Linked DNA regions of Homo sapiens: region 2 is linked to region 1. Evidence: read pairs that join two places in POLR2A ChIA-PET (ENCODE). Cell type or tissue: HepG2. All regions are shown on one strand. Region 1 overlaps DAAM1 (dishevelled associated activator of morphogenesis 1). Region 2 overlaps PPM1A (protein phosphatase, Mg2+/Mn2+ dependent 1A).

What was found. Peaks named below come from ENCODE experiments on the same cell type or tissue, not always from the same donor. Only the 100,000 strongest peaks of a DNase experiment are listed, where the experiment ranks them.
Region 2: POLR2A ChIA-PET joins it to region 1 with 8 read pairs; 1 of 35 experiments calls an interaction of 5 or more read pairs at or near these places.

What each region holds. Positions count from the first base shown.
Region 1 is chr14:59,313,764-59,317,763 of GRCh38, reverse strand. DAAM1 (dishevelled associated activator of morphogenesis 1) reads right to left here. Exons shown (of 25, transcript NM_001270520.2): 4 at 2,413-2,484. Among named protein-coding and RNA genes, the nearest start is that of DAAM1, 130 kb to the right of the region's middle. In HepG2, a CTCF peak has its summit at 3,323 (motif pointing right); DNase peaks (open chromatin) are centred at 1,693, 2,363 and 3,373.
Region 2 is chr14:60,273,634-60,277,633 of GRCh38, reverse strand. The region is part of intron 1 of PPM1A (protein phosphatase, Mg2+/Mn2+ dependent 1A); the gene reads right to left. Among named protein-coding and RNA genes, the nearest start is that of PPM1A, 26 kb to the right of the region's middle. In HepG2, no CTCF peak of the experiment used is centred here; DNase peaks (open chromatin) are centred at 1,513 and 3,013.

The sequences.
Region 1 (4,000 bases):
CACCTCCTAATTAGATAACCTTGGGCAAGGTAACCTTTCTGGAGTCTCAGACTCCTTATCTATAAATAGCACTTACAGCATAGGATGCTGGTGGGACCGCAAACAACATATGAAGTGCCTGTTACCCTGCTTGTCATGTAGTAGTTGCTGCTGATTCTGCAGACAATGGGTGATGACAATGTGGACAAACACTCCTTCAAGAATGCCCTAAGCAGACAACCAAAGAGTCTAGCTGCTGGGCCATGAAAGGATTTGGAGAACTTGTGTGCCTTTCCACTGCTCCAGGTACAATATCTCAGGATTTCTGCTGTGTGTTATCAAGAATTCTCCAGTACAGACATCATAGTGATTAGCCAGAACTATGCAAGGCGGTGGTGGCAATCAGAATGTTGAGAAAAACAGAAAACTCAGCATAGGGTTTCTGGTCTCATCAGATCTCCTTATTCCCTGAAGTATGCAGGAATTTTGAGGCCTCACTAATTCATGGACTATTAATGCCTTTTACCTTTGACCCTGGAAAGATGTTGGCTCAGTCCTAAAAGGAACATTAGAAAGCTTTCTTAGGTGTTTGACACAAAAAGTATAGCAAAGTCACTGACAATTTAATAGACTTGTGGTGCTCTTGGGAAGGATTTTGGATTGGGAACCAAACACACAGCAGTTAAAATGTAGATCACTCAAGAATGTGGCAAAGAATTGTCCAAGGAGCTGGATGGAGGAGAGAGGAGGCCCTTAAAGAAGGGCCACATGTTGGCACATCACAGACCCTGTAGCACACAAATGAACCAGGTCTACTTCAGACAAGGCAGGGATTAAGTCACTAAAGGACAAATTAATCTAACTGTCCTATACTTGAAGAAAGGAAAAATCCATACAGTACTTAGTAGTTCCCCATTTATAGAAGGGAATTCATTAACAAATAAGCAACTTCTCATTAGATAACAAACATGCAAATTTAATTAGAAAGAGAAACAATTCTTTTTTTCCTAACAGCCAGGAACAAGAATTCAGAAAATAGCCTTTATATGCAGGAAATATAAATGGCTCCAAATTATTATTGCTTAGGCAGATGCACAGAAAATCCCTGGTGGTCATCACAAATCTCACATTCTGTTAGCATATTCATACAAATGCTGAGATCACCCTTTTCTCATCTTTGGCATTGTGTGAGATGCCTTGAATAAGAAGGATTTGGTGGTTATTTTCTGTCCATTTCTGCTATGCTTTTAGACTAGAAACCCTTGGGGAAAAACTTATGTAGTTTCTTCTATAATTTATATATATAGGCTGTTTATTATTCATTGTATGACAACAGAAGAAGCATCTTGTAAGAAAAAAGCTAAAAAAGAGGAAGTTACTAAAAGTCAAGACCTCTAAAAGTTTAGGAAACATGTGAACGACTCACATATTCTAATCAGTTTTTAACTATTCCAGCAGCAGGAAAATGTTATGAGACCATTTAAAATGCTTGTTTTGAGTGATAAGAAATTTATTCTCCATAAAGAGAGAAGGCAGGAAGGAGGTAGAAGAAAGTATTCTAGAAGCTATCATCTACTTGCATGTTATAAACATGAATATAACAGATTGACTCTTAAAACCATGAGTGTGCCCACTGAGACAAAGACTGCATTCTACTATGGGCAACCTCTAATTCTTATCAACAGGGATGGGATTTAAGCTACTAAGGCTCAAAGGTTGATGACTTATTTTCTGCTGTGAATTTTAGCTGTGATGAATAGGTGTCCCTCAAGCTGCTGGCAATGCTGACATCACAGACATCCATGTGATTAGAATTCATATTTTAGGCATTGAGAATACATATTAAGCAATTACTGAACCAACAATCCATGTACTAAAGATTTTCCGAGGACATCTCAGCACTATTATTATGACGCCTTTTCATTAAACCACTTGCTTTATGAATTCCTGATCTATTATATGAGTAAAGAGTACTTGGTCCCCTGCAAAATCATGATGCCAGGAAATAACCAAGTTCTCAGTAAGAAAGAGAATGGGAGGGATATAGTAAAGAAATCGCTTAATCATATTATTTTAAAATGGTATTAACTTTTAAAATAGTGCTGCCATAACCAAGCTCCGAGTGACTGGTAAGAGCAATTGCAAGTTAAAGTTGAACACAAGCCAGATTTCAAACTACATTTTCACTTACAACATTAAACTCAATTATATTGCAGTGTGTGCTGATTTTATTTAAAACATACTGGAAAAATCACTTTGCCAAGTATCCCTCCTACCCTCTTTCCTTTCCCCAGCATTGAATGTTTAGGATGGAGTTTGGAAAGGTACTGACATTTGGTAGGTCATACTCAATCGAATTTATTGTGCAACTGTGTACTTTGTACTACACTTGCATTTTAAACAGTGTGTCAAAGAACATAAAAGTCTACTTACAGCAGCCATGGAATTGAGCTGATCAATGTAGAATTCAGGCCAACTTGTAGCTCCCTTGTTTTCTTCCTGGTCCTAAAAAGGGGGGAAAAAAAGTGACATACCACCCAACATATACACACAGCACCTAGAAACACATCCGACTTCCAGAGCACCCAGACAATGACCCACTCAAGCCTTTAGAAGACACGAAGGTATGACGTATTTATTTTTAAATGTTGGCTATAAATGATCAGACTGCCTACTTGACTAGGGTGGTCTTCCCAGCTCAATTTCCACAGAGAATGCTGAAGTGTGAGTTAGGTATAACAAGGGGACATTTTCTGAAGCGTGGATCAAGAAGAATTTAAGTGGTGTAAAGTTGTTTTCCTTCAGGGGCTATGTCACACTGGACAGTACTGTTAGACTATACACCTGGATGGAATCCATGAGAGAAGGAAACTTGCCTTAGGTGACCATAGGATTCAGCCAGTTATTAACCAAACTTTTTCAGTTAGTGTATTCAGACTCCATCAGACAGTAAAAACTTGAAGAAGGGTTTCATTTGATGTGGCAAAAATTAAGTACTGCTTCAGATGAAGAGGTAGAAGAATAAAGCCTGACATTGAATGGAAGGTAGTAAAATGAACTCACATTAGTTCCAGGCGCAGCCCTCATGCTGTGACAGCTCAGGAGTTTTGATAGAAAAGGTAGTGCCTCTGAGTGGAAAAGAACTGAAACCCAAAGAATTCAGGCACCGATTCCTAAACTGTCCCAGCCAGCCTTGCCTCTTACAGAGCAGGGTGACCTGGAGCCAGCCCCTAAGCCCCCCAGGGCTTCTGTGGATGGGAGATCTGTGCCAACCTGAAGCCAAATCTCAAAAAAAAAAAAAAAATCAGTTATCAGTGGCTGTGGCCTCTGGCTCCACCTGAACACTGAGCCCAGCAGAAGATGGCACTGTGGTCAGGGATTTCTATGCGTATTTGCACATCTATGTGAGTCACTTGTGTGATCAAACAGACCTGAAAAGGAAAATTTTGGTTCTTTAGCTTCACATTCAAAGACCACCTGAGGACAATGGATATCCCACCCTAGTGGAGAAGATGTTATGCCATGTACACACAGCTACTGTCTCATAATGAAGCAGTGACTACCTACTAGGTTTTAACATCTCTTTTAGTAGAGCTCTATATCCTGATGTCAGAATCCCAACCCTCAGGAGAGTGGTTTCAAGGTGGGGCATTTAATTTCAGTCCTATACTGTGCCTCGAAAAAACACTTTCTGTAAGCAAATCTTTCCAGACAGGTCTACACAGGTGGAATAAAAGAAATGCAATTTCAAAACTATTTTTTAAGTAGTCACAACAAGGGGGCAAAGTAACTATTGCTTACAGTGCCTTAAAAGCTGGCAGTAACTGATATCTCAACTCAGGCAGTTGTGTGAATTTCATCTGGAGATTGAAGAAGCCAGATGATGGGGACTAAGGCTACAGCAGAGGCTTTGAAGTTAGACTGGATTACACTCCCATAGTTTCACAACGTTTAGGAAATCTGATGAGTTTTTAAAAACAGGCCTTGGTTATACTTTAACATGTTAATAAAATAGCTATAG
Region 2 (4,000 bases), 960 kb before region 1:
TTATTTTCCAGATACACACATGAAACTACCAAATAATTCTTTGAAGATAGAATATACTTTCTAAAAACAAACCCCAGACTTTAAAAAATATATACAGTATATTATTATAGTATATAAATTAGTATATAAAAATGTAACAAACCAAGTAACCATCTAACAAAATTTTAGGTTCAGCTCCACAGCAACTGTAAAAATATAGTCAAGGGTAAATTAATAGTTTTGTGGCTGGACTTTTACATACTGAAAACAGGCAATATAAAAATCTTACCTCCTTGGGTTCTGAGCAATTTGTAGAGTCCTGGTGAAGCAGCCAACTATAAGCTACATGGATACAAGAGCTGATTATATAAATATAATACCAAAAAGTACTTACTTGCAAATACTATGTTTACACAGTCATCTTCCATAAGTGGACTAATAAAGAGTATTTTATTTAGTCCAATAATTAAATTGGCGTATATCCATAAATAGTAAATCCCAAGGGGATTCAATTTGTCCATGAAAGTTTTTAGTTAGTTTCTGAGAGAAATTTTAGTTCTCACCTAGTCATAAATCTGTTCTTGAGTACAAGCTGAGTCTCATCACAGCACTAGTATTATCAGTTGATCTGAACTTTTCAAAACAAAGTACTATGACAAAAAACAAGACTGAATTAATATTTGATATAATCAGAAAATTTCATGAACATTTTGTACCTTTTAAAAACCAAACTAATCCCTAAACTGAAAAATTCTAAGGCTGGGCCAAGAAGTCATTAATTAATGTTCAGTCTTGCCTTTTATTAAGCAAAGGTGAACTCATAGTAGAGTCTTGAACCCGGTCATTTGGTTTAATCCACTCAGAATTATAGTGAATAATTTTTAAAATGCTCTATATATTTTATTGTTAAAATCCCTATGCAACATGTTAGCCCCAAAGTAACAAGAGTTATTCAACTGACAATTTGAGCAGAAACCTTAAAAAGTTGAGTAATAAAACCCTACATATTTTTCTATTTACGTAGGGACACTTAACCTAATAGGGAACGCCCCCCAGGCTTTATAAACAAAGGACATAGATACATACAATGTGGAGAAAATTATATTCTCTTAGCAAATACCAGAGTTATTCTTACTCATATAACAAAAGAACATTGCTAAACAGGCATTCCAAGAAGGGTGGATACTGGTAACTAGAGGACCTTTGATGACCACTGAGATAATAGGTTTGGTTTTAAACATTTGGGAGAAAAATCTAGAGTAGACTTGCATTAGAGATAAGAAATCTAAAGGCTGAAGGGAAATCCAAAGAGAAAAAAATATATAGTGAGAGACTACAAGCTCCTCGGGGAAGGTGGGGAAAAGGAACGTTAACAAACAGCACAGGTCACAGTGGATAATATGGCAATATTCAAATTACTTGCAGTGGGATGTAGAGCGTAAACTCTCTACTGCTACCAAATCTTTATATTCTACATTGCTCACTAATGCTTACATATGTACGGGCTTTGTCCTCAAAGATAAGGACAAATGGTCAGCTGACTTCTGGAATGCATATTTATGGAACAATAGAGTATTAAGCAATATACTGCATACCTGGGGTTCAAAGAAGAAATGCTAACCCTTGCAGCTACATCTCTATAAAGGATAATTTAGGCTACACAAACTACACTTAATTTCCCAAGCTATGTGAAATAGTAATAAATTCTAGTTTGTAATCCAAGGCAGCCATCTCAAAGTTATCTATGGTAATGAGAAATAAGCACATTAACAAAACTGTAGCAAATCTGTAAAAAAAAAAAAAAAAAAAAGGCTAATCTTTGGAAATTTTTCTCCCATTTGGAGCTGAAATTTCCCACTGATTGTTGCTTTAAAAATGATTAGAGCCACACATGGTGGCACATGCCTGTAATCCCAGTGCTTTGGGAGACTGAGGTGGGAGGACCACTTGAGGGCAGTTCAAGACCAGCCTGGGCAAAATAGCGTGACTCTGTAAAAATGATTAGCGGGGCATAGTGGTGCATGCCTGTAGTCCTAGCTACTCAGGAGGCTGAGGAAGGAGGACTGCTTGGGCCCACGAATTTGAAGCTGCAGTGACCTATAATGGTGCCACTGCACTCCAGCCTGGGCAATAGAGTAAGACTCTGTCTCTAAAAAAATAAAAATAATAAAATATTACTCATTTATAGTTACAAATTTGATTTTGATAACTTGCATAATGAATCAGAGCCAAAATGCAGAAATGATTTGTGTAAACCTATTTTACAAATGAGAAGGTGCAGAGAAACAGAATAACTTGCCCAAGGTTACAAAGCTGGTTCATCAGTAAGGCTAAGAATAAGACTTAGGTTTCTGGACTTACACTCCAATTCTCCTACATGTGCTATCCTGTATCCTTGCAAATGAGGTAATGAAAATCTAAATGTGTAGGCTTTTTAAAGACAACATACAAGATAAGGAAGACTGTCACAGAACAAAACTAAAACTTCCCTCAGTGCCATATCTTCTTCTGCCTACAAGTCTATATATTTTCTTTTCTAAATCTCTAAAACTGCCAAAGATAAATGACCTTAAAAAAAAAAAAAAGGAAGAAGAGAAAAGAAAGAAATCTAAAATTTTTCTTTTTTGTCTGGGACTGAAAGAAAACAACAGTGAACTAATTGTAATTTCTAGCAAAGCCAATTTCAGATACTTAGGCTAAATAAAGTGTAAAAATGAACAGAGAAAAATAAGATGACTTTTTTTTTAATTCAGAAGTTGAAAAGAGGGAGACTCAGTATTCATTAGCTCAAAATTAGAAACTAACCAAGATATGAAATGACATTGAATGAATAAAACAATTGCAGACTGTCAATTAAAAAAGAGGTACTCTGAAAATAGTTTCATGGAAATGAGAAGCAATTTACTGAACTGAAAATTGCAATAGAGACAATGAATGGCAGATTGGATACTACAGAAAAAAAAGATCAATAAATGAGTGAACCATTTCAATGAATTCTTTCATAACCCTCCCCTCCTACTTTTCTGCTGTAATAGGACTCTGTCCTCTCACTGATAATAAATCCTCTACTAGACTAGCTTTGGTGCCCATGTTTCAAAGGAGTCTTAAATGACAGTTTTTTCAGGAATGTTACACTATTTTCCTTTTTCTCCTTTTTATCAACATTTCTCAGTTGGAGTGTGACTTTTAAAGCCACAAGTGTCACCCATGTTACCCATTAAAAATAACTTTTCATGTGACTTATTCCCCTCGAGCTACCCATGTGCCTCTCTTCTCTTTACAGTTAAACTTCTTAAAAAAAATGTTGATGCTCCAAAAGGCTGTCTGGCCATTTTACTAAATCAAGTTCCTCCAAGTCACTTAATCTAAGGGACATTTTTAGCCCTCCTCTAATTGACTGCTCACAGAAGCATTCAACTATAACACTCCCTCCAGAAACACTCTTCCCATTGGCCTTTCAAGATGCTACACACACACTCCCAGCTTTCTTCCTACCCCTAAGCTTTTCCGTCGTCTCCTTTGCAGGCTCATTTTCATCTCCCAAGCCATTAAACATTGGCATTCCTCAAGGGTTACATGTAGGCCCTTTTCCCATTCTATGCTGCCTCCCTGAGCACCCTCACATATCTGCAGCTTTTACCAGTGAATGGCACCATCACCCACCAAGGTGAATACAAACCAAGAACATTCACTGGGTGCGGTGTTGCATACTTGTAGTCCCAACTGCTTGGAGGCTGGGGCGGTAAGATTGCTTGAATCCAGGAGTTCAAGACCAGCCTAGGCAATATAGCAAGACCCCAACTCAGAAAAAGAAACAGAAACTAAGGATATCTTTGATACCTCTCTCTACCTCATCTCCCATCAGTCCATCATCAAATCCCATGGGTTATATGCTTCCTAAGCATTCTCAAATCTGTCCACTTTTTTCTACCAATGCCCTGGTCTCAAGTTACCATCATTCTCACTGCAGAATACTAGCGTCTTTAGTCTCTTCACGTGGATCCTGGCATCCCTCTAATTC